Linked DNA regions of Homo sapiens: all the other regions are linked to region 1. The links are chromatin loops, found by intact Hi-C in ENCODE. Cell type or tissue: CD4-positive, alpha-beta T cell. All regions are shown on one strand. Each heading gives the region's core, and the rest is flanking DNA. Links, peaks and the distances in the headings are about the cores only.

Region 1 (10,571 bases), core at 954-8,953:
CTGAGCCTCAAATCTGCTAAGATTGCCCTGAGTAAGAGTCTTATCTCCTGTAGAGAAAGAGCTGAAATTGTGGAGAAACAGATACAAGCTTTTATCATGCGAGTGTCTGACCTGCAATGAAAGGTGCATACACAGTCTCTCCAGGTGTCTACTGTTAAAGTGAGGGCACTGATTGGGAAAGAAAGGAAACCTGCAACTCGGAATGGAGACATGTGGGGGGACCCTGATGAAGCTGGGGACACTGAGTTTGTAAACTCTGATGAGCCTTTTTTGCCAGAACCAACAACTTCCTCATCCCCATTAGTGGCAACATCCACTCCCCAACCCATGCCATCATGGCCATCAGCCTTTCCCCCTTTGTCTGAGGAGATAAACCCTGCACTGCCTGAGGCAACAGTGATGGCCTCCTCTGAGGCAGTTGCCAGGCAAAATAATGTTGATTCTCCTCAGGAGCCACCCCTAACACCCCTGTTTGCTTCTACATTTGTAACTAGACTAAAGTCCAAGCAGGCCCCTAGAGGTGAGGTTGAGAGTGTGACCCATGAGGGGGTGTACTATGCTCAAAAATAACTGTTTGAGTTTTCTAATTTATATAAACAAATCTGGAGAACAGGCATGGGAATGGATATTAAGGATGTGGGATAATGGTGGAAGGAACACAGAGTTGGATCAGGCTGAATTTATTGATTTGGGCCCACTAAGTAAGGACTCTGCATTTAATGCTGCAGCTCGGGAAGTTAAAAAAGGTTCTAATAGTTTATTTGCCTGGTTAGCTAAAATTTGGATTAAAAAACGACCCCTGTGAGCAAGGTGGAAATGCCTGATCTCTCTTGGTTTAATGTAGAGGAAGGGATCCAAAGGCTTAGGGAGATTGGGATGGTGGAGTGAATTAGTCACTTTAGACCTGCTCATCCCAGCTGGGAGGGTCCAGAAAAATATACCCTTGACCGATGCCTTGCAAAATGGATTTGTGAGGGCAGCACCTGCATCTTTGAAGAGCCCTGTAATTGCTCTTTTCTGTATGTCAGATCTAACGGGGAACCACAGTCACTCAACTACAAAATTTAAATACAGTGGCAATAATTGGATCTTCAGGTGGCAGGGGCCAAGTGGCAGCACTCAACCACCAAAGACAAGGTGGGTGTAGCTACCGTAACGGACAGCCGAGGCAAAGCAGCAATCAGAATAGTCTGACTCATGTAGAGCTCTGGCATTGGGTAATTAATCATGGTGTTCCTAGAAGTGAAATTGATAGGAAGCCTACTGCATTCCTACTTAATTTATACAAGCGGATAACTTCTAGGTCAAATGGATGAAAGTCTAATTTGAATTATAAAAATGGAGAATCACAGCCCCTCAATCAATTTCCAGACTTGAGACGGTTTACAGACCCAGAACCCCTTGAATGAAGGGGAGTCTGGGTTCTTTTGAGGAAGGACCAGCACTACATTACCAACTATTTATGCAGTGACTCTTTCTCCCATCCTTCCCCAAGGAGACCTCCAGTCTTTTACCAGGGTTAACTGTTCACTGGGAAAAGGGAAATGATCAGACTTTTTGAGGACTACTGGACACTGGCTGTGAACTGACGTTCATCCAAGGGGACCTTAAATGTCACTGTGGTCCTCCAGTTAAAGGAGGGGCTTATGGAGGTCAGGTAGTTAATGGAGTTTTCTATTAATCTAATCTATTCCATTAGTTCTGTCCCTCTAGCGTTCTGTCCCTCTGACTAATACAAAAGTTAAGGATAATTTTAAAATTTGTTTATGCAGACTCATCTCAGTGTCAATTATATTTCTTCAGTGATAAAGGTCATTCTTTTCATCCTGGTCCAGGGGGACTGGGGAATATATGACTCTTTCACAAGAGGAAATTTATACCCTGTTTTTAGGCAGATAAGGGGAGGGCAGAGAACTTTCCCTGCTTCTGTTGATTCGCAGTTGCCTTCAGCTCAAAATAATACTCATGCTAAAGTGGCATATTTTGGGGTGGCATATTCTGGACTCCTTCACACCATCTAGTGATCAGGAATGGAAAAGTTCATCTTACAGTGTACACAAAACTCTTATCTCTGAGAAATTCAATTCCTTTGATGGTACAATTGACCAACCTAAGGCAGCATTTAGGTTTCAGCACTCCTCTGTGCATCTTTCCCTGGTATTTTCCACTCTGCAAAAAATCTTCTAAACCAGCATCTTAAGAGTATGCAGGTCGTCAGGGAGATCAAAGCTGATGCTGGCTGAGAACATCTGGGTCTAAGAATGCCAACCCAACTGTCACCACCAACTCCACTACTCGGCATTCATTATGGTGCATGGTCCTTTTAGAGGAATCAGCGCAAATATGTTACTAAAATCATCTTGCTTTCTTGAAAAACTTTGGGAACAAATTGAGTACATGGTTTTCCCACTCACAGTCCTCAGTAATCATCTTTTCTGCCTATTTTTATTTTTCAGAGACTTCTGGGAGACTTATGGGGTGGCTTCTTAAACTTGATATGAATAGCAGCTGGAAAAAAAAAAGATGCGTAGAGATGTTGGTTGTGGGTATGGTAACTGTTTTGTTCTCTGCTAGATTTTATTTCTGTTGTTGTAACAGAGAAGAAAATTAGCAACTCACTTGTTCTAGTGATTTGAGGATGTTGCATGGGAACTAAAAGCTGGGTTTTCCAAGTTTTTTTTTTGACTGTAAAATATTCTGTTTTATTATGAAGATCATGGTTAATTGATGGCATTATCCTTTTGCTATTTAATACAAAAATAAGCATCAAAAGAAACATTCTTGTGGCTTAATAGGCTTTTATATTTTTTTCTCCTTTTTATTTTATTGCCCTTTTAACACATGCTTGAATTCTTTCCTTTTCCATGAATGTAAGGTGCCTTTTACTGCACATTGGCCCTACTCATTGTTTTCTGTGTTTCTCATTTGAGTGAAATCACTGGGCCTCAGAATTTTTGTTTGATTGTTTTCATTCTGTTCTTAGAAGGTAAAATCTTGCTTTTGAACTGTATAGTATTTTCTACATTTTATTAAGTTTTCTTAGAATTGTCATTTCATAATTAAGCACTTTAAAATATTGGAAGGTAGCTATTTGGATGGTATAGTCCTACGTCGTTTATTATTGGTAACGGAGGGACGCGTTTACAAATTTAGCCAGGATGCTCCCAGTAAGTAAAAACCATTTTTTTCCAGTTGTGAGCAGTTCTCATGCCACAACAAGTAGAACTATTCCAGATTAACACTTATTTGCCTGGGTTCTGGTAAGAGAATAAAATAGGTTAGCTACAGTCTCAGGAACACATGAGAAATAAGATGAACTTCGGGTATAAAAGAAGGAAGGAAGGAGTGAAAGAGAAAAGAAAAAGGAAGGAAGGAGGGGAAGGGAAAGGAGAAAAGAAAGGAAAGAAAGAAAAGAAAGGAAAGGGAAGGAAGGAAGGAAGGAGAAAGGAAGGAAAAAAGACAAAAACAAATACAAATAGCTAAGGAAAGAAAAGGCTATCGTTCTTTTAGCAAAGTTCGTCAAAGTCTATTAGGGAAACCTTCATTCAGAAGGACATATTTGCAATTTGCTTTTTAATCTAGAGTCTCTGAAATAGGATTACTAGATAAAATATAGAATGTGCAGTTAAATTAGAATTTCTGATAAGCTACAAATAATTTTTTGGTAAAAATGTGTCCAAATGCTTCTTGGGACATACCAAAAAATTGTCCATTGCTGCTCTGAAATTTAAATTTGACTGGGTGCCCTGTATTTTTATTTGCTATATCTGGTAACTCTATTTTGGATAAATTAAGTGGGATATTAGTTTTTTGGTTCTTTGGAAAATACTGATACTCCTTAAGTTTACTGTGGCCCCCACCTCTTCTGCGAACTCTGTTGGGATTTTCTTCACTCTCTGGTGGCTTCTTTTAGCCTTGCCTGGATGGCACACTTGTTTAAAAAATGGCTTCTTACAGTTTAGTGTGTGTGCAGATCACTCAGACATCCTGTTAAAATCCAAATTTTGATGCAGGGGTCCTGGGGTGGGACCTGAGTCTGAATTTTAACAAATCCCAGGTGATGCTGATGTTGCTAATCTTTGGGTTGCATTTTGAGCAAAGTGTCTAGACCTAAGTCTTTGGCTGGCTATGGTGGCTCACGCCTGTAATCCCAGCACTTTGGAAGGCCGAGGCAGGCAGCTCACTTGAGGTCAGGAGTTCAAGACCAGCCCAGCCAACATGGTAAAACCCTGTTTCTACTAAAAATACAAAAATTTGCTGGGCATGGTAGTGCATGCCTGTAGTCCCAGCTACTCAGGAAGCTGAGACAGGAGAATTGCTTGAACCTAGGAGGCAGAGATTGCAGTGAGCCGAGATTGTGCCACTGTACTCCAGTTTGGGCAAGAGAGTGAGATCCTGTTTCAAAAAAAAAAAAAAAAAAAAAAGACCCAAGTTCTCATTTCAACTAATCATAAATAAAACTATAAAACAATCATAAAATATTTCTCTGCGCTTACTTTTTTAATTTTTGTGGGTTCTTTGTGCTTTCAGTTTGCCAGAGAAAATGCTAAATGTTATGCCTTTTGTTAATGGAAGAAAACTGTATTAGGTTGTGAGAAAGTTCTGGAAAAGCACATGTGATTTATTCCAGGAATTGGTTATTAGATTGTTCATTCTTTCACATTTCTGGAAGGACCCAGATGTGTCATTAGAATAATCACATGATTGTATTTGGTTAACAGGCCATCCCAGGAGCCAAGTCCTAAAATGTATCTGTTACCAAGCATGAACACCCTGCTCCAAGTAATTTTTTAAAATAACACTGAACCTTGTTATGGAAGAGCATGTTGAAATGATTTCAGCATCTGCCTAAAAGGGCTCAAAAAGTCTTTTTAAAATGAAAATCCCAGATTAATTTCTGAAGTTTTTTGTTGTCGGGTATTTTGAGCCTTACAGTGGCAAAACCCCAGTGAAGGAGGGGTGATGCCTGTCACTCAGGAGCGCCTTTATTCTTACCACGGCTCCTGCCTAATTCCCATCACCTGGCCCACAAGCAGCGGGCTTCTCTCTTGCACTGGATGAAAACGCTGGGGATTAAATCATCCCCATGTGGGAAGCATCCTGTCTGCTGGTGACCCCCCGCCACTACTGTGCTGAGAGTCGGGCAGCCAAAGATGTGTTGACAGGGTGTGTGTCTGCTTCTTCTCCCAGCGTCTGATGTGGCTTCGGTGTCAGACATGGGGCAGACAGGGAGGGGGAGGAAGCTGGCACAGAGGAACAGGGGACGGGAACAACTGCTAGACAACTCTTCTGGCAGAAACTTAACTGTTAAAACTTTTGCTGTCAGAGGGAATTTTGAGAAATGAAGCTGGCTAAATGATGAGTTGAAAATGTGTTTCCTTTGAGAGTTGAATGCCATCTTATTGGAGACTCTTTGGACTGAGGTTTGGATGGTTTGAGGTCCACCTCTCTCCCTGTTGGGAATCTCTTAAGACCCAAATAAAAATGAGGGTTGTTTTTTATTGTTTTGAATACACAGAAACCCATGGAATAGGAGAAACTGTGCAAAAGGGGCAGTTAAAAAGTCATCTCCAAGGTTAGATGAGAGTATTGTGTCAATGATCATTTCCTGACTGTGATAACTGCACTGAGCTTATGTAAGAGCATGTCCTTCTTAGGACATACACACTAAAGTGTTTAGTAGAGAGGCATCTTGTCTGTAATTTACTCTCAAATGATTCATAAGGTAGAAAATGACAGAGCAAAAATAACAAAATGTTAATAATTGAGAAATCTGGTGAAGACATAAAGGAGACCTTTGTGGTATTTTGTAATTTTTTGTAAGTTTGAAATTATTTCCAGATAAAAAGGTCTTTAAAAAAAAGTCATATAATTTCTGCAGAATGCTGTTTGCTGTCCAGCCCGGTCCCTCGTATCACCTCCTTTCTGGAATTCCTAGAGCATGTGCCTCTTGCCTTCACAGCCAACACTGAGCTGAGGCTGCTCAGTTCATCTCCCGGAATTTGTGTCATAGCTCCCGGGCTGGCGGGTAAAACCCAGGGGGAATGGGCTATCTCACGGAGTCTCAGAATCTAGCACAATGAAAGCCATCAATAAACATTCTTTTTTTATTTTTTATTTTTATTTTTTTGGCTGATGCTCAAACAACCTTTCCCTTCGTTGTGATTTGCTTATGGGAAAGGGAAATCTCTAGCAACATATGGCTAATAGAATTATCTAAATTACTAGGTGTGTGTGTACTGGAGGAGAGTTTACACATTGTCCGCCATCCCACAGTAGGGCTAATTCACACATCTCTCAGTGGGGGCTCACTTACTCCTAGAATGTACACTATCTTCCTGGGTAGAGAATCTAGCACTTTCAAAACAGCTTGATTCCACAAAGAAGGGCGCTGAACCACAAAGAGGATAAATGACTGGGGGATATACAATAAAAGGAACAGAAAAAGAGTTAACACTCAATTTGTATCAATTTGATGACTTTCCATGATCCCAAGAAAGATACCTTTAATCTCCTCCTCTTTTCATACAAGAAAATTCTTGAAAATGTTTAGTTTCAGCTTATCATGAAATGTAGTAATTTTTCCTATAAATGCTAAGAAGCTTAAAGTATTTTAAGTCTATGAAATTAACAACTTAAGGTGTTCTTTGACGTGATTTCCATGCAGGATGAATACTCCCCATGCACATTAATTTCAATATCGTAAGCTGTCTTCTTCCTTTCTCACCAAAATTGAGGTGGTCAAAATGAATCATTTGGGGAATTTTTAACCTCAAAGATCTCTAGGAGCATGTAAACTCTCTAAGATCAGCATTTGTCTTTTCTTTGGGGTAGAAACATTTAGTTTGGTTTAGAGTTGTCTTTTTTAGATTTCTAGAGTGTTTAGATAATTCAGTTTTTTCCTTAGAATGTACTATGCTTTTTGAAGAATAGGGGTTTACAATTCTGCTTTAGAGCTTACTAACTCGCTGTTACTTCTATCTGTACTAAATTGCTGGTCATTGTTTTTTAAGGTGCTCTGTTTATACTTTCTGAGCTTTCTTACCATGAACTCTTAGTCTATCTCGTTCCTCACTAAGGAAGAGTCATTTGTTGCTCAGAGCCCCCTCTGCAGTTATACATTCCCATGCAGGAGGTGGGAGTACAGGGCTTCTGGGAGGGCTGATAGATGCTGCAGGCTTCTCATTAGGAGACAAGACAGCATTGGAACGAAGGAGAGCAGTGGGGAGGGGCTGGAGGATCTGGGAGCATTAAATAGCTCTCTGAGTGAGAACAATTAGTGATGTAAGTGTCTTCTTGAAAATGAACTGCTTTGGGGTGAGATTACTTACAAGCACCATCATCCCAGCTAAAATCTCCATAAAGAGTTCCGCAGTTCTGAGAAGTCATCTTTAGAGACGATGCTTATTGGAATTCATAGATAGTATTTCATTTTGTACTCTCTGAAATTAGCTAATGTTCTGGTCACTCCAGAGCCTTTAAAAATGGCCCCAATCCCAAGGGCTTTCATGAAGGGAAGTCTGGAAGTGCAGGGCTACAAATGCGTGGCTATTTGTGATTATTTATTTTAAGTCAGCATCACCATCAGCATCTTTTTTTTTTTTTCCTCTCAACTGGATGTAACGTTTCCCTTTTCATTATCAAGAAATGAGCAATGCTTTCAACATAGCAAAAGTACAATATGAGTTTTTTTACTTCTAATTTTAAAATATAAAATTGAACTTTTTAAAAAAGTATTTTTTCATCTAATTGATTTAACTTACCAAATTTCATTTTAATAAGCCCAAGAGGGGAGAGAGATAGGTGATATTTTCTGATAACATATTGACACAGAAGCCCTGGAGAAGTGCTGGTGTTATTTTTACTTGTTTACATACAGGAAATATACTGTATAGCCCGTGGAACATCAGTTGAGATGGGATAGATTTCTGAGTTTTGAGGAAAAAAAATCACCTTTTGCTGAAATATTGACACAGTTTTAATGTGGTTTTGACTTTTTATTTTAATTATATTTAAATACAGCATTTTATCAAATAAAATGAAGCCTGACACATTTTTCAAACTATTTCATATTTTGATACTTTATGTAGGAAGAGCTTCCAGTGCTTTCAATATGTAGAAAATGTGCATAACATTGATAATTATATCTACTCAAAGTTTTCAGTGACCATTGGAAAGAGCCGAAACAGCCCTGTGATTTATCAGGTGCTTTGGATAATGTAAGGATCATAAACCTACAACTCAGTCCATAAAGCACTATATCTGTCTGGCCCAGATAATTGTTTCTAAAGTATTTCTAAAACGCTTGTTTAAAACCCTCCCAAGACATTGATATATTTTTGAATATCATATTCGTTTTATTTTTAATATTATGACGTTAATTTAGACTTTACTAGTAGTTCAATACCTTATTTTAAATTGATTGGCAGATGAAAAGGGCACTTAAATACTTATTAAACAACGTTGTACTTTTCAAAGTACGTCTTGGCTCCATATACACAAAGCTATGCCAATTCTTGAGCCCAAGTCTGGCCTGAGGCATGGACTGCTCTGAATGGCCAGGCTGCTGTCAGGGCCCATAGGAAAATAGGGATAAGTGGGATCAGTCCCAGCCAATGTGGTTAGTCTGAGGGTGGGTGAGAGGTGGTTTCTAAAGGAAAATATTTGCATTAAAACAACAACAACAACAACAAGGAAATGGGTGCTGAGTAGGCAAAACCAACAGGTGTCCATTTGGTCAGAAAAAGTTTTTTATTTATTTTATTTATTTAGTTTTTGAGACGGAGTCTCGCTCTTTTACCCAGGCTGGAGTGCAGTGGCGCGATGTTGGCTCACTGCAAGCTCCACCTCCCGGGTTCACGCCATTCTCCTGCCTCAGCCTCCCGAGTAGCTGGGACTACAGGCGCCCGCCACCACGCCCGGCTGATTTTTTGTATTTTTAGTAGAGACGGGATTTCACCATATTAGCCAGGATGGTCTCGATCTCCTGACCTTGTGATCTGCCCACCTCGGCCTCCCAAAGTGCTGGGATTACAGGTGTGAGCCACAGCGCCCGACCCAGAAAACATTTTACCACAATTGACCTAACATTTGCTGATCATCAAATAAATGCACATTTAAAAAATTTTGGTGCATTTCTCATGAGAATGCTTTGGCGTATCAAGGACATTTTTCCCTGTACCAAACTAGAAACCAAAAGATGAAAAGGATTGTCTAAGCCAGACAGACTCTTCAGTCAAAACAGGACTGGTTTTGTGAGGTTGCTTTGGGTCCTGTCTCTCCAAGGACTGCATATTTCCTTCTTCGAGCTTTCTTAGTCTTGAAAAATTCATCACCTCACCTTATTCACCCATTATTGCTTCTTGTCTTAAGGTCTTGCCCTGCTTAACAAGTAAGGTCCTTCAGAGCGGAAACCACGTATTGAGTTTCTTTATTCTCCATTACACACTGCTTGGCATATGAAAGACAGCAAATAAATTCTTGGTTACATAATTTTTGCAAATTGGAATAACATATTCTCTAATACACTAGTGAAAGTCACATTACAAGAGACGAGATTGCACAACTTTCTCACATATCAAAAATAGCTCAAATGAATGTTCTGAAGGCCAGCAAGTCCTTATTATTAATTTAAAGATTTTCATATTTTTACTTGATTCAGGGTATTTTAAGTGTCTCATTTCAAAAAATAGTATGCTGCTGTCTTAATATACATTTTACAAGTGATGTCAGAAGGTGAAATGAGAAAACAGGAACAACTTCCATGGAAGATGGTTGTGCTCCATCCAACTCTTATAGTGAAGATTATTGAAGAAATGGCTAATTTCTATTTTTACCACTACTACTCCCATCATCTCTGTCATCAACATCCTCAATACCATGTTTCTTGAGTTCCTGCCATATAGTGAATAAGACTTTCTTCCTTGGTTGTGAAAAATAAGAATTTCCCCAGAGGAAAGACCTAGCTCAACAGGAAATACCCAGCTCTTCAAAACTGGATTAATCACTGCTCCTAATGGAACAGCTGGACCTTCTTACTCTGGTGGAAACAGAAAACTTTTATTTCTTATTCTTGGCAGTAATTAGTTGGCTGACTGTATCATAATCAGGTCCTGGTGATGAGTTTAAGGAGCATCGATTTTCAAGGTGAGCTTCTAGTTGCAGATGTTGGCTGACCCAGGTCACATTGGCCTGTGGGTACAAATGCAGCTACATTCCTCATTGTGTTCATTTCCCAGGGCTGCTGTAACAAAGTCCCACAAATTGGGTTGCATTAAACAACATAAATTGATTATCTCTTAGCTCTGAAGGCTGGAAGACTGAGATCAAGGTGTCAGCAGGGAAGGTTTCTTCTGAAGCTGTAGGCTGAATCTTGTGTGCCTCTCTCCTAGACTCTGGTGGATTTCTGGCAACCTGGCATTACTTTGGCTTATGAAGCATCACCCAGATATCTGCCTTCATCTTCACATGGTGTTCTCCCTGTGTGCATGTCTATGTTTCCATTTTTTTTCTTTTTAAAAAGACACGGTCTTGCTTTGTCACCCAGGTTGAAATGCCAGTAGCACAATCAT
Region 2 (10,571 bases), core at 1,406-9,405, 130 kb before region 1:
TCTGTAACAAAGGATGATAGGTCCTCCAAACATTTTCTAATTTTTGACTTCCTTTTTGGCCCGTGAGTCATTAAGCAGTATGTTATTAATTTCCAAATATTTGGAGATTTTCTAGATGTCTTAATGCTATTGGTTTCTAATTTAATTTTATTGCCGTCAGAGAATATACTCTGTTCCCAGAAGGTCACTGAGATGTGATTTATGGCTCACGATATGGTTCCCTTGGTGGCTGTTTCACGTGCATTTGAGAGAACATGCATTCTGAAGTTTTGTAGTTACTACAGCTGGACAAGTCAAATTGTTCGACAGTGTTATTTGAAACTTCCCAATTCCCATCTTTTCAAAGTCTAGTTGTTCTATCAGTTAGAGAGGGATATCAAAATCTCCACCTATGGTTGTGGATTTATCTATTTCTTCTTTAAATTTTGTCAGCCTTTGCTTATGAGTCACAGCTCAAAGCCTGGGAAACACTGTTCTGGGAGACCACAGAGGGAGGAATGGCCCTGGCTTTTAGTGGCGTCACGGATGGTACAGTACTTGATCCCAGACAGCAGGGTGAGTAAGATTAGGGGAAATGGAAGGGCAAGGAAGGCCCTGGTGAAGTCAAAGAACGTAATATACAAAGCAAATGAGTTAGAAATGCAGATGGAATGTCCCGGGAGCAAATTATGGAATAGTTGATATCTCTTGGATGGAATAGTTGATATTGATATCTCGTCAATAGTCAATTGACTAGCAATGTTTCCTGACCACACACTGGCTTCCCTACTCCAACTAGATTCAAAAGGCCCTGAATCTCCACGGCATCAGTAATTTGTTATGATTTATTCTCTCATTCATGACTAATTTTGTATTTCCTATTTTGTATTATTTTTCTTACATAGTTCCACAAATTGTGTAAGTTTCAGGCCCCACAAAACCTAGATTCACTCCATCCCTTCTCCTCCACCTACCAGCTATGCAATCTTTGGCAAGTTACTAAGCTCTCTGGCCTAAGTTTCCTCACCTGTACAACAAAGCTAATAATGGTACTGCCTCCATGGGTGGTCCAGAGGGATAATTGAGTTAAGATGTATAAAGCTCTTTACAATAGTGCCTGGTGCACAGTTACACTGACTTAAGTGTTTGTTAACTAAAGATAAAAGGAAAATGGGAATAGCCTTTGTGGTACGCTTTGACAAATGACAAAGATTCTCTCCTTGTTTTTTTTTTTTTTTTTTTTTTTGAGATGGAGTCTTGCTCTGTCGCCCAGGTTAGAGTGCAGTGGTGTGACCTCGGCTCACTGCAACCTCTGCCCCCCAGGTTCAAGTGATTCTCCTGCCTCAGCCTCCCGAGTAACTGGGATTACAGGCACCCGACACTGCACCTGGCTAATTTTTGTATTTTTAGTGGAGATGGGGCTTCACCATCTTGGCCAGGCTGGTCTCTAACTCCTGACCCCGTGATCCACCCACCTTGGCCTCCACAAGTGCTGGGATTACAGGTATGAGCTACTGCACCCAGCCAAGATTCTCTCCTTCTAAAGTCTCTCCCTGATTAGGTCTTGATGTTTGGATTCTCATGCATGGTCCAGTGTTGGCAAGAATCCTGCTAAGTCAGTTGACCCAGAACCCCTCCCCCTCAATATTCGATCACCTTCTATGTCTGATCAGATTCCTCATCCTTCACCATCCCCCATAATGGGTGATCACCCTGGCCTGTCTTCAGCAAGAGTCCTGCTAAGAATTTTTGTAAAGGGTCACTCACTTGTTCTACACAAATTGTGACTTCATTCACCTGAAACAACAGGTAAAAAAGAATTAGTGAAATAGTGTGTTTGATTTGCTGTATTAAGTAAGTACGTTCCCCTTACCTCTGATGTTTCCTCTTATTAATTTTCCATCCACTGGTCCCTACCCTGTTCCTTGGCTGTAAATTTCCACTTGGTCTTGCTGTATTTGGAATTCGTTCCAATCTGTCTCTCCCATTCAAAAATTATATTGCAGTGGCCCCTATACCTATTACAATAGTCTCCCATTGAATAAAGTCTTCCTTCCTGTCTTTAACACATGTCATGAACAATTTTTTCTTTATTACCACTGTGGTTTAAGACTCAGTTTTCTTACCTGGAAAATGGGAATATTGTGACTTCCAAGTAAAATTCCATGCACCTAGTATATTTTGTTGTTTGATTCACCCCCAGGCTACTTCTCATAGCTGTGGAGTTAGCTATTCTCCACCTGTCCTGAGGGGAAAATTTTAATATGAATAAGCATGCTGCAAAATCATCACATTCTGCATTTCAAAGCAAAATCTGAACCTGTGCCTTAACCTTATTGACACAAATAATGGAGAATTTGCTGTATTTTGTTCTTCCTTTCTTAATGAGTATTAACTTGATTTGGAGTACGTTTAAAAAAATTTTGGCTTCGTTGTAAATATTCATATATGCCTATATGTGGGTATAAACAATGTAAAAATACACAAAAAATCCACTTATAATTCGTAAGCTAAGTACATGTACACATAATCTTGATCTTTCTCTGTGCATGCAAATGTGTATATTTTATGGAGTTTTGTCTAATCCAAACTCAAATGATTTCAAAGTGTTGAGAACCGCCTTGGGTGTCATATTTTACTATCCATGAGAATGGCATTCAGTTTTAAAGTAATTTCCAAAGTCGAGTGATAATTCTAGTTAATAAGGTCTTGTCTCCATGTTCCAATGCCATTTATGTTCCATTTTCTGAGAATATCCCCTGTGCCTAGGGTGCCCGAGGTGCGGGAGTGAGGTTTCAGTTGAAATAATGGGCAGGTCATGGTGTGAGACCCTTGAATTTCAGCTATGTCCCAGACGTCATGCATAACACTACTTGGGCCTTTCAGCCCTTAAACTGCTAATGGTTTGTTAATATATCAGAGGTAAAGATGTCAATACATAGAACTGAAGGTTTTTCAAATTTTATTTTAAAGGCAAAGAGCATTAAGGATTTGCCAGCCAAGTTTTAAGTTTCATTACTGATGACAAATTTATTTTGTCACAAAGAAGGTGCAGAGCTAAAAGACTATTAGTCTTTGAATCAGCACACATGAATTTGATGCATGTGGCATTTACATTGGCCTCGGTGCTCTCATCTGAAAAACCACCTCCTTAAACAGCATCATGATACCAGTGAGGGATTTTACAATTTACTCCAGCTGGAGGAAAGCTACTGGCAAAACGTGAGAATAGTTACAGCACTGAAGGTATAGACCTTGATAATTCCTAGAAATGATTTAGAGTCTGCCTTTTACAAGGTAAGCAAAGATGATCCCAATATCTCACATATTTGCTTTATCTGATTCTTGAACAGTAACACCAGGAGGAAGTCTTTATTATCCCCATCTTACAGGTCTTGTATTTGAGGTTCGGAAACATACCAGTATCTAAACTAAAATTCAGGTTCACATCCAGGTCTTTAGACTCTAAATCTGGTGCTCTTGGCACTAAGCTGTCTCAAGTGTTGCGGAATGCCAAAGAAGAGATTTTGATCTCTGCCATTTAGTTTATATCTCCCATCATCTCGCACTGGGGAATTGTAGACATTTGCTGTCTTTCAAGGCTTTGAGAACCTGAATAGCAAATGCAATGCAATTGCCAAGTGATGTGTATCTTCCCTACCTGCAACACATTATGTTTTGATCTTGATGCAATGAATGGTCGTGGACTGTCCCCTGTGTGTGTAATAGAGAATGGATAATGGTTCTAAACAGACATTTAACCTCCTGGACCTGTCCCAGGAGCTCTGTAGGTGGTGTGCTTCTCCAGATGCTCTGATGGAGGGGAATTCTCTTGGCATCCCTTAGGACTTTGCCAGCCATGGCACCAACCAGAGGAGTCACAGAGAGAAGGATATGGTGAGACCCCCAAATGGTGCCTGGGGGCAAAGGAAGATCGATGAACCGAATATTCAAAGTGACTGAAAAGGTCCCAAAACTTTTCAACGGCATTTAAAGCATTTGTGTGTGAGATACCTGAAAGTGTGTATAAGTCATTTTGTTCTATATTCATTTGTGTATATTAGTGTTAATTACTGAACATGAGTTAAGATCTTATAAATACGGACTAGAAAATTCGGTCTTGTTTATGCATCTGCTCTTGACCTTGCTAGCATATAAACGGAAATGCAGAAGGGAAGCTAGCATTTATTGAGCACCTACTATATGAACAGCAGTTTATATATACTTTATCTCATTAAATCCTCATGGCCTTCAACCTAATGAGATAGTTATTTCAAAGACATTTTACAGATGATGTAATTGAGTTCATAGCAGTTAAGAAACATCCCAATGGCTACACAGCTAATGCATGCTGAAGAGATTACATGGCAAAGCTGACTTAAAGGAAAGCCCGTGCGTTATAGTGATTGCATGTCATCTTCCCTACAGTGGCTTTACATGCTCCATGTTTCTCAGACAGGAGGTGGCACTTCTTAACAGATGTTCATCCTTAGTCAACAGTTTGAGAAAAATGACAATTCAGGAAAAGGTGAATGGCACTTCAGGGAAAGGTTTGCATATAGACCAAAACATGGTCATATCTTAAAATAGAATTGCCAAATGTGTAGGGCAGTGACTTCTGTGAACATCAGTTCAGAGAGCTACATCATGGTTCATTTGGTTCCACGGTTGTATCTCCTCTGTGGTCTCCCGAAACAGTGTTTCCCAAATTTGAGCTATGACTTGTCAGCAAAAGCTGACAAAATTAAAGGAAAAAATAGATAAATTCACAACCATAGGTGGAGATTTTGATATCCCTCTCTCAGTAACTAATAAAACAGCTAGACTTTGAAAAGATTGGCATTGGGAAGTTTCAGATAACATTGTCAAATCATTCTTTCTTTCAGAGAGGGTTTCTGTACCTCTAAATGGTTCCACACATTCCCCCAAATACAAAATAAGTAGTTTGCTAGTTTGCTGTACCTCCCAGTAAGTTCATTTTCACTCCTCCCTATTTTTAAAAAATAACATTTTATGAGAAAGTTTAGTATAAAATTCTCCTTAAGCCAGTTCATTTTACATTGGGTGACATTTTGGAATTTCCAGATAAAGAATCAATGATTTTTACAGTAGGATTCTCATTTTAAGCAGTCATCATCCATTTTTCTTACTTTAAAAGTTTGTTAATGGAGAGTGTTGACCAATTCGTTGAAAGGTTGATAAGATATGGGGAAAGAAGAGGGATTTGTGGGAAAATGGAGGGTGTGTATTATTGGTGTTTTTCACTTGGAGAAAAGTTCTGACATTAAAAAAAAAAGGCTTGGGGCCGGGCGCGGTGGCTCACGCCTGTAATCCCAGCACTTTGGGAGGCCGAGGCGGGTGGATCATGAGGTCAGGAGATCGAGACCTTCCTGGCTAACAAGGTGAAACCCCGTCTCTACTAAAAATACAAAAAAAAATTAGCCGGGCGCGGTGGCGGGCGCCTGTAGTCCCAGCTACTGGGGAGGCTGAGGCAGGAGAATGGCGTGAACCCGGGAAGCGGAGCTTGCAGTGAGCCGAGATTGCGCCACTGCAGTCCGCAGTCCGGCCTGGGCGACAGAGCGAGACTCCGTCTCAAAAAAAAAAAAAAAAAAAAAAGGCTTGGTCGGTAAGTGCATTTTTGTGGTATCATTTAAGGTTGGATGAAAAATGAGGTTAGGATATAAGAACTTCAGAAGGGTGCATGTGGAGTAGATATAGGCTACACCCTGTGGTTTGCACCCCAATAGTCTTAAAATTTTTCTTATACTTCTTCCCCACAATGATTAAAGTAAAAGAGTCTTTCCAACTTAAGATATTATAACTATGAAATAAAGTCAGTAATTCATTTTATCTTTACCTAATATTTACTCTTTTAAAAATTAGCGACCAATGATTCTTCTGTCATAGTTTTATTCAAATGTATTTAAGAAACTAAGGTTTAAACAACAGCCAAACATATGGAACTTGCCTTTAGGCAATTTCTTAGTCTGTTTTAATGAAAAATAAAACATAAAAAATTTACCTTCCATGAGTTTCTAGTGCCAGACAGCCACAGGGCACTTCTGAGTGCTTGACCCGTTCTGGAAATGGTATGGATTGAGCAGAGCAGAGAGTCTCAAGCTTCCTGTTCTTACTTCATTTGGTTCATCTTTTATCAAACCTTCATTGTGGCTGTTCACTAGGTTAAAAATGATCTACTCTAGAGCTATTTCCTTGCCACAATGAAATCTCTAGGGGGAACAAGAGTCTTTGTAAAGGGTCACTCACTTGTTCTACACACATTGTGACTTTATTCACCTGAAGCAACAGGTAAAAAAGAATTAGTGAAATAATGTGTTTGATTTGCTGTGTCATGTGGGGGCTGCTGTATAAAAATAGACCACTTCTTCCTGGCTGTTATTGTGTTGAAAGTGTTTTTCAAAGACGTGGACTCTGTTTGCGTGTTTGAGGGCATTTACCATATGCATGCTGAGGGGATCGTGCTCTCCATTTTCAAGAACATACACTTAATTTGTTGCAAGGAAACTGACATTTCTTTCAAAATATTTAAAATATAAATAATCATCAGGCACTGGGAAATTCATTGCCTTTGAAGTAGGAAATTAGGAACGTGTGTTTAGTTCCAAGTTACTCACACAAAACATGGAAAAGACAAGGACGTATAGCACATCTTCTGGTGAACTTTTCTGTGTTCTCTGGAGGTAAGGAAACATCCTCCAGAAGTCTTGCAGCAGGTGACACACATTCATTTATTCTTTCCACATACTGTTATCACATACCTGTTATTCATCAGAGACTCGTTTAGGCTTTTTTTTTTTTCTTTTTAAATTATACTTTAAGTTCCAGGGTACATGTGCAGAACGTGCAGGTTTGTTACATAGGTATACACGTGCCATGGTGGGTTTGCTGTACATCAACCCGTCATCTACATTAGGTATTTCTCCTAATGCTATCCCTCCCCTAACCCCCCACCCGCTGACAGGCCCTGGTATGTGATGCTCCCCTCCCTGTGTCCATGTGTTCTCATTGTTCAACTCCCACTTATGAGTGAGAACCTGCGGTGTTTGGTTTTCTGTTCTTGGGTTAGTTTGCTGAGAATCATGGTTTCCAGCTTCATCCATGTCCCTGCAAAGGACATCCCTTTTTTATGGCTGCATAGTATTCCATGGTGTATATGTGCCACATTATCTTTATCCAATCTATAGAGTGGTAGACCAGATGGACAAGCATGTCTGTCTTCTGCTTCACTGGGTGACATTCTCATAGCAGGCGTCAGATGTGCTTGAGTACCATGCAGAGATTTACAGTGAGGAGACAATGGCAATGTGGGGAGGGGGTGTGCTCTTGAGTCTGTGGAAAGGCCTTTGAGGAGAAGGTATTGAAGCTAATCTCTAAGTAGGAATGTGAAATATATTAAGTTGGTGCAAAAGTAATTGCAGTTTTTGCCATTGAAAGTCATGGCAAAAACTGCAATTACTTTTGCACCAACCTAATAGCAAATACAAATATAGGACAACCAGTTAAATTTGAATTTCAGAGAAACAACAAACAGAATTTTAGTATAAGTATGTTCTATGCAATATATAATATGTATGTATGTTTATACGTGTGTGTGCACATGTATGTGTGTATAGTTTGTGTGTGTGTATAAATACATATTTAGAGATGGTCTCACTCTGCCACCCAGGCTGGAGTGCAATGGCATGATCATAGCTCACTGCAGCCTCAGCCTCCAGTGATCCTCTCGTCTCAGCCTCCTGAGTAGTTGGGACTACAGGCATGTGCCACTATGCCCAACTAATTTTGTTTTCAGAGATGGGATCTCACTGTGTTGCCCTGGTCTTGGCCTGGTCTTGAACTCCTGGCTTCAAGCAATCCTCCTGCCTCAGCCTCCTAAAGTGTTGGGATTACAAGCGTGAGCCACCGTGCCCAAGCTCTTCTATGCAATGTTTGATCCTGCATTTTATCTGGCAACTCTAAACCTGAGGGACTCCAGAGGAGTCATTCCTTGAGGACTAGGGGCAGGATTTTGACACTGCAGGAAAAGGGGAAGAGCCTGTGCAGAGGTCCCTGGAGGTAAGATCAGGAGAGGAACTTTGATGGAGAGGCAGTGTTCCTGGAGGGCAGGAGCAATGGCACTGAGGACAGACTGCCCCAACTTAAATTCTATCCCCATGGCTTACTCCCCATCTGGCCCTTCAGTTGAGTCACAGAACTTCTCTATAGAGTTTCTGCATTAGAAAAATAGGAATGATAACAGTACCTGTCTCATAGGATCAATTTGTTGATTAAAATAGCTAATACTTATAAACAGCATAAACCATTTAAGTGTTTGCTATTATTATAATTTTTTTCAGTTACACGGGCAACTCACCATGAAATATTTCCATCACACACCAGTTTAAATTGATTCACACACAGCAAACATACTCTTTGCTTCCAGAGAGAGGGAGGGAGGGGGGGAGAGAGAGAGAGAGAGCGAGCGAGAGAGAGAAATATCTGATGATGTTAAACTTATCTGTTCCTTTCATAAAATAAAATGTGTACCTCCCAAACATCAATTACTACCTGAAGCCAGACCCAGGGTGCCATGCTTAGTATCTATTTTAGCAGGACTGTCTTTGAAGTCATTCTTAACTTACTGCCAGATCTCCTGGCATGTCTTAGGAGCTCCAGAACAGACCACTTAACAAGGGAACCTGATAAAACATCTTGATCTACAACTGGTCCTAATATTTTTTAGCCATTTCCAATGCAGAGGTTTCATAGAATTTTTTTTTTTACCACTGTATGAAGCAATTCTTCCTTCGTGCACAAAATAAAAATGTTTCGTGATGTTGAAAAACCCTTATAACAAGGGTTTTTCAAATGGTGACCCAAATGTCCTTGATTCTTACTTGTGAGCTTAACTCAGTGCTTCCTCCTGGACTTCAGCATGCCAAGGCCAGGCCGAACCTCCCTGCTGTGGCATGATCACCATGCACAGGCAGCTGCAAAGGTGGGAAATGGGTGTTGGGGAGTCCAAGCTCCACAGAAGTCATAGTGGGTTTTGGCTTTCACTTATCTATCTGGGTCAAGCAAACCAACTCCTAATGACAGCAGCCACCAAGATGCAGGAGTGATAGAGCCTGGGCTCTTGATTTTTCACCAGCTTGCTGGAACCACCCACCCTACTGTATTGCTCTATGCCTCAGGTGTCTCAGCCTGCACATGGAGGTAAGAAGGGTGACTTGATTGTAGAGTTGCTGTGAGGCTCAGATAAGTGGATGCATGTAAAACAGCCCTGAGAAATGTGCCTGTCACATAGTAAATCTTATATAGCAAATACAAATGTGAATAATATCACCATATGATATAAAGATTATTATTATTTCATTGACATTGCATCGATGTAGTCCCACAGAGTTCCCGGATGCTGCCCAGAGGTGATGTGGGAAAAAAAAACAAACAAACTGTTATAGCATGCTTATAGCCAATGGCTAAATGCACCTTAACAGAGTGAGATCGTGTCTCAAAAACAAAACAAAACAAAACCAAAATGCATTTAAGTACTAGTTATATTATTACTATTATTATTGTTTGATTGTTTTTGCATGGAAGAGCTAATGATCAAGACTAGTATTTAACTAGCAGATTTGACTTTAGTTTCCAAACGATTGCAGGTCCTTTTAGAACAGTTCCCATTGCTCCACACAACTTTGAAAAATGTTTACTTGCCCGTGGACGCAGGAGCCCATCTTTTGAATTCATGCCTTTTTTGGCACCAAGGCTGGCAGATGAGTTGAACGATCCAATGGAGCATTATTATCAGGAGCCAAAAGGAACGAGTAACTAGAAAATACCTGAACTGATTTTAGAACACATTGCAAAATTGTATCTAAGAGAGATATTAAATAACATCTTGAGCAATGGCTACAATTTTGGAATTTACATTCCTAGGACTGCCTTGAAGGGAGAAAAATTATTTGAATTCTACATTTGGTGTTTTTTACAGCTTTGCTACTCAGAGTGGGTGCCATGGACCAACTACATCCCAATTACAGGGGCATTCCCTGGAAGCTTCTTAGAAATCCAGAATCTCAGACCTACTGCATCAGAGTTTGCAGTTAAGCAAGATCCCTGGGTGATCTGCATGCACTTTAAGGTTTGAAGGACACTGTTGTACAGTCTCTTTACATTAGTGGCACACCATAGTAAGTCCCTGGTCTTACCTGTAAATGTTTGAGGTCATTACACTCATTGCAATCTGATGTAATTCTCAACTGAACATGCTAATGACAATGTATTCTTTGGCACAGACCATCAGCCCAGGTAGATGGAATTTAAACCAGGTCTTCCAGTATTTATCTTATATAACTTGTAACACCAAGTAAAGCTGACCACAGAGGTTACCACTTGACCACTATGGGAAGCCACTCTTGGAATGTCCTAGTTAAGGCAAATACTTAGTATTGATAACAGCCTTTGGGGTTTGTTGATGCCTGCTTGGGAGTCATAAACACTCTGCTGGCTTGTGTCAAACCTCAAATAAATGAGATCATCACTACTTAAGTATTGCCACTTCTGTGGACAGTTTTTAGTTTAATGTATCA
Region 3 (10,571 bases), core at 1,018-9,017, 80 kb before region 1:
AAGCTATTAGATAATAAAAATCAAAGACATTTGAGTGTCACAAATACTATAAACATTACTAGGCAAATGAACTAGAAAAATTATTTGCTTCAAATATAACAGATAGATTGTGGTTAGCAATCATCCTTATGTAAAGAATTCCTACCAATTCACAAGAAAGGCATGGAAATTCCAGGAGCAAAATAGGTACAAGCTATGAAGACAAGTCACAGGAGAAACTCAAATAGCAGTAAGCAAACGGGAAAACATGTTTCTCAAGCAAATCCCAAGTAAATCAAAATCAAAATCAAATCACATTAAAGAATGCAAATTTAGGTCGGGCGCGGTGGCTCACGCCTGTAATCCCAGCACTTTGGGAGGCCGAGGCGGGCGGATCACAAGGTCAGGAGATTGAGACCATCCTGGCTAACACGGTGAAACCCCGTTTCTACTAAAAAATATAAAAACATTAGCCGGGCGTCGCGGCGGGCGCCTGTAGTCCCAGCTACTCGGGAGGCTGAGGCAGGAGAATGGCGTGAGCCCGGGAGGCGGAGCTTGCAGTGAGCCGAGATCGCGCTACTGCACTACAGCCTGGGGGACAGAGCGAGACTCCGTCTCAAAAAAAAAAAAAAAAAAAAAAAGAATGCAAATTTAAACCATAATGGCATTTTGTACATCAAACTAGCAAAGATCCATCCTGGTTAAGCCATTGTTAGCAAGGGTGTGCCCACGTAGACTTGCTCTGTCATTGCTAAGGGAGGTGGAAATTGAAATGATTTTTCTGAAACGTAAATGGTCTTGCATAGTAAAAATCTTATAAAAAAGTTGATACTCTTCACTCAGAGTTCCCCTACTAGGTATCTATTCCTTGGAAGTATAATAACAAGAAGCTAAAACCAAGCTGTCAGCATAGATATTTATTACTGAGATGTTTATAATTATGCAACAACCATACACACAATGACATAAATTCTGGTACATCCTCTTGCTGGAATATTTTGCAGTCATTTTAATGGAGTGAGTAAGAAATTTGTAGTCACATGCAAAATCAAAAGCAGGAGTAGAGTTGGATAAGCTTTATGATTCAACTTTTATTAAAATGTGTATAGAAAAATACAATTGAAAATACATCCTTTTTTCAGGGATTATCCTGAAATAATTTGGTCATGACTATTATTTTCTACATTCTGAATATTTTATCCCATTGGCTGTTTCTAAAGTCCTTATTTATTCAGAAGACTTCTAGCCCTTGCAGATCATGTTCTTTGCTTTCCTTTCATCTTTTCCTTAAAATTATACTTTTTCCTGTATAACAGAACCATACCTACCATAAGCACACCAGGAATACTGCATTTTAGCTATACTTCAGGCATTTCAGCTTCCTAGTGGGCTACATGGCTTTTCCAGAGCTCGCTCTCTCTCTTTTTTTTTTTTTTTTTGTAGCAAGGGCTCAATGACCCACAGGTCTATATTCATGCCCCATCTCAGAGCTGGTGTGGGAACTCAGATGGTGCGTCTTTGCTGATTGCATTTATGTAGCCCTTAAAACACTTGCCACGTGGCTTCACCAAGAAAGGTTTTCCCAAGTCCCATTTTATAATTGTTCCTATCCTGGGAGCTGGCCCTTCCTCTTGGCCATCATGGGTTTGGGCAATTATAGGTGCTTCATTACTTGTCATGAAACAAGAAGACCTCCAGGCAAAGTATATCATTTTTATAATCACACACACAAAAACCGCAGATAACATTACAAACAAAAGTTATAGTGACAAGAGAAAACTGTCATAATAAAATGATAGGAAAAGAAAAGAACCTAAAAGTTATATCAATAATGGGAGCTTAGCTGTAAAATTTTTTTTAGACTGGAAGTATACCTAAGAAAATTTTACTGGTGTTTCCTTTGGATTGTGGGAGTATAGGTTTTTGTTTTCTTCTTCATAGTTTCCTGTATGTCTCAAGTTTTCTATCATGAGTCAGAAAAAGAAAGTCTATTATTTGCAGAATTGGGCGGACTGGGTGGGGCAGGGTGACAACAGCAAAGAGAATTACAGAGTAAAGTTGATCCTGGAGAAAAAAATCCCCTAAATGAAGACTGATTTATATATGACATACTCTGGAGGCCAAGCCCACCCACACCCTCTATCAATCAACAACTGTGCCCTGAAGTAAGTATTATCAGTCCCACTTTACAAACGTGAAAAACTAAGACTTAGGTAGATCATGCAAATTTCCTGCAGCCACACATCTGGTACGAGGCAGGGTGAAACATTGCTATTATCTATTCTTTGTAGATCTCCTGGGGGAGGTAAAGAGACCACCACTGGGCGTACTAAGTTGATCGAGAAACAACGTGCTGGAGCACTTTCAGAAAATTTCCCAGGGGCTCAATTCAGAAGCAGCATTCCTGGGGATCATAGAGACTTACATTTTTCCTGCCCTGGTAAATGAATGGAACCTACCTACCATGCATGACAAAACCTTCTCAACATTTTTGTTCTTTTTTGGCCACATGCAATCATACATTTATTTGGGGTATTTTTTCCTTGTCCTCAAAGTTGTCATACATTCTCATTCCTCCTGCGACTCTTTCTTCTTTCTCTACAGGCCAGGGTGCTGAGAGAGGAGTAGAATGATCTGGGAGGAGTGATGTCATGTGACTTGGTTGATATTTATACCATCTACATCATTCCCCAAAACCATGCTCACCGAGGTCCTGTTTTCTGGACAGACAGAGAGCTTGCCTGACAGCCCCATTGTGGGTCCTGTCCCAGTGCCCCTGGGTGGGACTGCTGGATAGCACATTCCACAAACCCCTGCATCTTTTATTCTCCTGGAGAATTTACCTCATTGGTACTCAAAGGAATATGATAGGAAATCTTGTGTCATGGGAAGCTTAGGAATGCTATTTCATTTGGCTTTGGAGTTCATCGTTGTACTGTGAATGAGCTGCTTCTCTGGGGTGATGGCTTTCGTCTCCTTTTGCATTTCCTACTTCACATAGGTGGCATAGGATGCCATAAGCCTGTCTACACTTGCAAGGTTCTACTTTATGTGATTCATGCTAAGGTGTTCCCTTTGCCTGAAATTTGAGGATTCCATTCAGTTTGTGCTTGAATTACCTAGGAATTTGCTTCATTTCTTCAGTGTGCATCTCAGAAGAACCACACAGTTTGATATTTGGGGAAAAGTGCAGATATTTTCATTAATAATGTAACTAAGTTGACTGCTTTGTTCAAAGGGGGCAACCAAAACATGGAAAAGCCTTGCCTGAGTGAAGCTGGCTCATGAACAAGTCCTGGGAATGCTATTGGACTAGTGCCACGACAGACCGAATGTAGTTTAGAAACTGAATTGGGACACATATGGTTAATACCTCTTCGAATAAAGTATGCATTTATGCAACTATAAAAATGCAGGCTTTATGCAGAATGCCAGGTAACTACCTTCTAATTTAATATGGACTTTTCCCCGGGAAATCCAAAGTATTGGAGATTTATCATAAGCTGAAAATTACTAAAGAGAGAGCCATGCCTCTTCATGTACAACTCTTTCTGCTCATGTTTGCTTTGACATCAGGAAGAAGGAATTGTGGGTTTGAAATATGACCACCTGCATCTGTGTCTTTCTAAGGTACCAGGCACAGTTTCTTTTGTGTTATCTCATTCATTCTCACAACAACCCTGTGCAGCAGAAGGTATTTTCTCTGTTCTATCGATGAGGAAATCCATGCTCAGAAACTTTAATTGGACTCGGCGATGTTTCACAGTACAAGGTGGCAGAGGTTGGATTGGAACTCAGGACTGAAGATCCAAAAAACCATGACCTTTCTAATTGCTACCCTGCCTTTTGAGTTTTATGAATGCGGTTAAGGGAATTCTAGTTTCAGTATCTCATAAAACACCATCCAGGGCTAATTTTTCACTTCTGAAGAAAGTGAGAGAACAGATGGGAGCCGTCATGCCACCAGCCCTTACAAATGCCCCTTCTTGACTGCCCAACCCTGGTTTCATCCTCTATGTGACTTACAGCATGTCAATGGCATGCAGTGCTGGAGACAGCCTTAATATGGATGCTGGAAGTACTTTTTGATTTTGTAAAGCAGGCTTAAGGAAATACACCCATGCAGTGTGTGCATGCACACACACACACGTGTACATACATACCACACACATGCATGTGCACATACACATGCACACACACATGCTGCTCATATGTAATTTCTACTTCCTGTTAGGTCTTTACCAGGACTCTTGAACTACTCCTAGAGGGGTAGACATGGCTTAGTTATCAGTAAGTTCTGCAGTGTTGAGGGGAAGGGGAAGTTGGGTATGACGCAAGTGCAGGGGGGAGAATGGGAAAATTGTGTCTGACGATGGTTTACTTTTTGTAGCAGCTGAGAAAGTCACTGATGTTGCTGCCTCCTGTTGTTAAGTTAGAGCCCTCTCAAAATAGATCTTTTGATTTCTATTGCCTTTCAGGGTCCCCATACCTTGATTGGTGCTCAGTAGCCTGAAGACTTGTGTTTGAACAATGGATTCCTTAGTTGAGGGTTGGGAAAAACCTTAACAGCTATGGAGGCCAGCCCCTACCCACACCTTAATTTCAAGCCCCCTCTGAAAGTCCATACCAGATGGTAGAGCAGCCTAGGCTTGCAAATGTCCTGTAACTGGTCCTCACTACCTCCTGAGTCAACCAACATCATCTTTGACAGCTTCCTGTTTCAAAAATGTTTTCTTCATATTGAGTTGAAATGTGCCTCATTGCTTAACTTCCAACCAGGCATATATATTCTTTGGGCTGCAGTTTCTTGCCTTATAAAATGAGTCGGCTGGCCTCAGGACTGACCTATCCAGATGCACACGTTGTGCACTGCACAGCTCCAGGGGGCACCATTCATCTAGACTTTGAGGAGTCTGGCCTCTGGCTAGAATTGTGCAATGCCACGGCCCTGGTTTGCCACAATGACCTTTGTGTTTCTTTGTGACTCTCAAATTTGATGTCGGCCTCCAGATGGGGATATACGCTGCAAAGTAGTTCAGTTAGCACTAACAAGCTTTCAACGTCCTTGTTTGAGAAGAGCTGCCTGTTGTCACTAGAGCAGGCCACCCCTTGTTATTCACACCTTGTGGAGCTTAATTTCATTCAAGCGCCTACATGCAAATTAGATTTTTACCCTGAAGGCAAGGCGTCATCTGTTGTTTGGCCAACAACAGATGCTAAATGAAGAGGAAAGGAGAATGTGTACTTTTCTTTGAGAATCTATTATATTTCAGACTGTAATTATGTTTTTTTAAGAATTTTTTAAGTATCAGTTTTTAAGTATTAATAAAAATGTCATCTGAGTTATTTTTTCAGAATTGAAGGACATTGAAGGAGAATGATATTGGCAGATGTTTCCTTTCTGACCAATTATTAATTTTATAATAAAATACTATTATTTCCTAAGTCACTAATATATAGTTTGCATCATCTGCTCAAAGGGTAAGACTTGGGCAAACAAAATCAGGCACATATCCAGAAGATGTTCAACTTAATTTCTCATACCTCTTAAAACAACCTATCTGTATTACGTGACCATTATAAGTTCTTATCTTTTTTGTGAAAGGAAATTTGTTAGAAACTGAATTGGGACACATATGGTTAACACCTCTTTGAATAAAGTATGCATTTATGTAACTATAAAAATGTAGCCTGTATGCAAAATGCTATATAATTACCTTCTAATTTAATATTGACTTTCCCCCGGGAAATCCAAAGTATTGAAGGTTTATCATAAGCTGAAAATTATAGATTCCTGAGGAAGGTGATTGTTGCTAGAAATAGAATAATTTGGCCTTACGGTGGTTGGCATGAACAGTGCATCCTCTGCCCAGTTGGGTTTTTGGCGAAGTGGCAGTTTAAATTAAGCACTTGGGCACTGTGATGATGGACAGGCCCAGATGAAAAGATAGCTCTGGTTTTATGCTCAAGGCTTCATGTTTCCCACAAGATGAGGTATTTATTAACTAAGAGTCGCACCCACTTCACTTTTATTATTAAATGTTTGTAGAGCCTTCCTGAAAAGAATAATGCGGGTAGAATTTATACTGGGAAGGTTTCAACATCCCATAAAACTGACACTCTAGCACTTTGTAGAAAAGATGGGCCTGGGGAATGCAAGGAGGGAGAGGAAACTCTCCAAGATATAGATCTTGCTTAAAAGGGAGTTTCACCTCTGATAATTTAGGAGGTCAGAGGGCAGGTCTAAGTTCTCAGCCTCTGGATGTAAGAAGTGACCAGGAACAATAATGGGCAAAAGTGTGTGTGTGTGTGTGTGTGTGTGTGTGTGTGTGTGTGTGTGTGTGTGATACATTTAAAACACATTTACTCTCCCTTGTTTTCAAACACTTAAAAACATATTTTACTTTGCTGGCAAGAACAGATAGGGGATTTAAAGGCTTGGTAGTTTCTATGAATAGCAATGCTGAAATGTTAAAACAAAAGAATTCAAGGTGTTTCCCGTAACCCCCCTCTCCCCAGGGGCATCTTGGGTTAATAAATTAATCAAAACCAAGTGTGGGCTGCAGTGAAACTATATAAGGGTGGTATCTCCTTGGATCCAGCTGTACATACCGGTGTCAAAACAGCAAAAGCATCCAAAAATGATCTCAAGCTAGGATGAAGCCTTGATCCATCATTTTTCACCAAAACTAGTGAAACAAGTGAATAATGATTTGGGGACACTCTGGAACAAGAGTTATTAAGGACTGACACAGGCACATGTTACTCTAAGAGATAAAAATGAATGAAGCAGTTGCTCATCTTCAGGATGCCTCCTCCCTCCACCCTATACGCAGAGACTATTATCCTTCTCCCCAATACACCACATACTCTTTTTGTTTTTCCCTTGGAGACCCAATGACAAGCCACAGGATATCTATTAGCATACATTAAAATAAGAACCATCGCTTGCAATCTCTACTTTGGTTGGGACCAGTCCAACATCCTAGCAAAAATCTGCCAAGTTTCTCTCTCCTGGAATTCAGACATTTAATCAATGACACTTGCTTTGCCAAGGTTGTAAAAATAAAACAACTCTCAAAGTGCTAAACCTCCATTTCGTTCTGCAAATGCTTCAGTTAATGATGGAAACATACAGAACCAGAGGCTAATAGAGTAGAAAAGAATTGCACGTGTGTGTGTGGGCACATAGCAAATGTTAGCATGGCAAAACATGAAAAATAGGCACAACGAAAAAGATGTTAACACAGAGTCCCAGCTAAATTTACATAAATTTACATTCCTGATTATTTCAAAAGTGTTATCTTATATAAAACTTCTGATTCCAAATTACAAAAAGTAGCTGTTTCTTTTTGTTTATTTTATTTATTAATTATTTAATTTTGAGACAGGGTCTCACTCTGGGGCCCAGGCTGGAGTGCAGTGGTGTGATCTTGGCTCACTGCAGCCTTGACCTTCTGGGCTTAAATGATCCTTTCTCTTCAGCTTCCAGAGTGGCTGGGACTACAAGCGTGTACCACCACACCTGGCTAATTGTTTTTATAGAGAGGGGGTTTCGTCATGTTGCCCAGGCTGGTCTCGAACCCCTACGCTCAAGCGATCCACCCGCCTTGGCCTCCTGAAGTGCTGGGATTACAGGAGTCAGTCACCACATCCAGCCAAGAGTAGCTGTTTTTTCTATATGTTGAACTTACACTAATTAAAATATGTTGATATATGACATATGTATGTACCTTATGAAGTCTTTTTTATGTGGCCATCGTACTGTTTTGTATCCCAGCATAAACATGTTATTTAACATAAAGGCATAGCACATAGTGACACACAAGATGTGCTCCCAGAAATGAAAAACACTATAGTTTCTAACATTCAAAAGCCAGCTATCATCATAATTTGCTCTTGATGGACAGAAATAACAATTTGCCTATATTTCGTGCTCAATGTGCACGAGTGCAGAGGGACTTAGCTTATGGGACATCGAATCATAACAGACTGGGCAGACTTCTCGTCATGATCTTTCAGCATGTGGGATAGGCTGTTTGTTCCTTTTATTAGGAATACAGCTTTATTAAAACAGAGAAAGGGAGATGTAACCCCGGGATACACAGGCTGTGTCAGTTTCAAAGTAGGTTCTGCAGCTCCCTAGGTATAGGAACCATCCATGGCAAGCCAGACATCCGGAAGGGTTGAGCCCTTGGTGCTACAGTCTCCCGGGGCTTGAGCAGGATTGCTGGTTAACTGGCTCTGCGGTGCACAGCACCTGTGGGGCTTGTGGGTCCCTCAGCCCCAGGTTCCAGCCTCCGGAGCCAGGGATGCAGCTGGACACAGTAATGCACTTCTAGCTCTCACTGATTGAGATTAAATAAAAGCAGGAGGTGGGGATGCATTATTCATGATTTTCTTTGTAATGGAATCCAGAGCACTTTTGAAGGCTCTATACTTTGATACTTGCTCCTGGCAAAAAAAAAAAAAAAAGAAAAAAAAATTAAGTTAGGGAGAAGAGGAGGAATAGATGTTGTTAGATATGTACTGCTTGCCTGGCTTACTGCAAGAATTCTTTCTGTCTGAGACCACCAGACAGTGGCTTGCCTCCAAAGAAGCCTTGTTGTGGCTTATAAAAGGTATGGAGACCTGTTTTAAAAATCAGGAGAATTTTTCCAGGTACAGAAAGGTACAAATTTTAACTCTAATATAAAGGATAGGCTTCTTTTTGACGTCTACTGATAAAAATAAGTAAATAAATTTTTCAGTTTATTATACACTTCAGAGGAACACTTAGGGCAGTTCCTTCACAAGAGAAGAGAGAACTGAAATGCATAGTCCCTGAGCTTTTTCTCCAAATTTACACACACTTCGCTTCAGCAGAAGCCAGCTGCAGATCCCACCCAGGTTCCTACGCTTCTAGCACTGACATACTCTGTACAGCGGTGTCACTTGCAAATTAGTCTTAGATTGACACCTTAAATGTGCAATGTCATCCCATTTCTCTTTGGAAGGAGACTTTCCAAGATACTAAACCACTCTTTTGTACCAAAGCTCCCACGAAATCATACAAAGAGCTGGAAGCTATATCCCGTTTGCACAAAGGTTTTGCAATATCTCCATGGAGGAACTTTATGGATTCGTGGGAGTAAAATAAAAGGAATGGAGGATGTGTGGGAAGTTTGTGTTGGAAGACATTTGTCTAGCCCAGTAGTGATTAAAATATTATAAATTGTGTTTTGTCTGGGTGGCTCCTTTGGTTTCCGATGTTATTCCTGTTTAATGTTGGCGGCTGAGGGTGGAGGTGGGAGGCAGGGAAGTTTCTAAGATTATGGCCCCATATCTGAGAGTATAGCCCACTCCTCCTCTCTCACCAAGGGACACATGCTTTGGGTTTAGCCCCAGACTGTTTAGGAAAGGAACTCTCAGGAGCTGCTTTTTGGAACTTCAGGTTTTTGGCATTGACAATCATAGCATGTTCCATGTGTTATGGGGATGAACAGATGTGGGTTCAGATTCACCGGTTAAATGCATGTCAACCACGATGCAGAGAAGACGCTTGTTGCTGGTTTATGTGCTGTGCCCCAAGAGCTGAACAGCTCACACATTCCCTCCAAACAGGCCCTGGAGGAGTCGAATTTGTCAAAAGGTGTCTCTGCAACTGAGAAGCTGCCTGCTGGGTTTAGGACTTCCCAGCAGTGCTGGCAGCTGCTTTAATTTGTCTGTGATGATGAGACCAGCAACGTTTGGTCTGTAACACAGAGGAGAAAAACAGGAAACCCTCCCCCTTGACAAACTGGCTGAAAATCCTGAGAAGCTTATGTTCTCACATGCACTTTCTTCCTTTCTCTTTCCCCTGCCCTTCCTTCTACCCTGAAGCCTTTATTTTTGTGGGTATAACACGACCAGTTGGGTTGGATTAACTCTCAAACATCATTATTCCAAAAAAAGGAGACAAAATGATAATGGCAATCAAAACCACGTTTTGCAGTTTGACAGTTTCTTACAGAACTAAACATAGTTTTACCAGGAGACTCACCAAGGATACTCCTTGGTGTTTACCCAAATGAGCTCAAAACCTGTGTCCATACAAAACCCTGCACACAAACGTCTATAGCATCCTTATGTGTAGCAACCAAGATGTCTTTCAGTAGGTGATGAAATATATTGGAATAATCCATAGGATTGAATGTTATTCATCAATAAAAAGATAAGAGCTATCAAGCCACAAAAGACATGGAGGAATCTTAAATGCTTCTTGCCAAGTGAAAACAGCCAATCTGAAAAGGCTACACACTGTATGATTCCAACTGTATGACACTCTGGAAAAGGCAAAACTATAGAGACAGTGAAAAGATCACTTATGATAAATCTCCAATACTTTGGATTTCCCGGGGAAAAGTCAATATTAAATTAGAAGGTAGTTACATAGTATTTTGCATAAAGCCTGCATTTTTATAGTTGCATAAATGCATACTTGGTTGCCAGGGATTTGGAGGGAGACACGGAGGCGTGAGTAAATGCAGCACAGGGGAATTTTAGGGCAGTGACACTATTCCATCACGGGGGATGCATGACATCATGCATATGTCAAAACCCGTAGAATACAG

The links. Peaks named below come from ENCODE experiments on the same cell type or tissue, not always from the same donor. Only the 100,000 strongest peaks of a DNase experiment are listed, where the experiment ranks them.
Region 2: a loop joins it to region 1, with 2.2 times the contacts of the local background. A loop is called at or near these places in 2 of 110 quality-filtered maps.
Region 3: a loop joins it to region 1, with 2.2 times the contacts of the local background. A loop is called at or near these places in 3 of 110 quality-filtered maps.

Annotation. Positions count from the first base shown.
Region 1 is chr21:35,423,281-35,433,851 of GRCh38, reverse strand. The region is part of intron 2 of LOC100506403 (a long non-coding RNA gene); the gene reads left to right. Among named protein-coding and RNA genes, the nearest start is that of MIR802, 290 kb to the left of the region's middle. In CD4-positive, alpha-beta T cell, for the core only: no CTCF peak of the experiment used is centred there; a DNase peak (open chromatin) is centred at 5,201; H3K4me3 peaks cover 467 bases; H3K27me3 peaks cover 408 bases.
Region 2 is chr21:35,549,259-35,559,829 of GRCh38, reverse strand. The region is part of intron 1 of LOC100506403 (a long non-coding RNA gene); the gene reads left to right. Among named protein-coding and RNA genes, the nearest start is that of MIR802, 170 kb to the left of the region's middle. In CD4-positive, alpha-beta T cell, for the core only: no CTCF peak of the experiment used is centred there; no DNase peak of the experiment used is centred there.
Region 3 is chr21:35,502,913-35,513,483 of GRCh38, reverse strand. All of the region lies in intron 1 of LOC100506403 (a long non-coding RNA gene), which reads left to right. Among named protein-coding and RNA genes, the nearest start is that of MIR802, 210 kb to the left of the region's middle. RefSeq lists enhancers at 4,776-5,296, 6,540-7,129. In CD4-positive, alpha-beta T cell, for the core only: no CTCF peak of the experiment used is centred there; DNase peaks (open chromatin) are centred at 4,303 and 4,853; H3K27ac peaks cover 535 bases.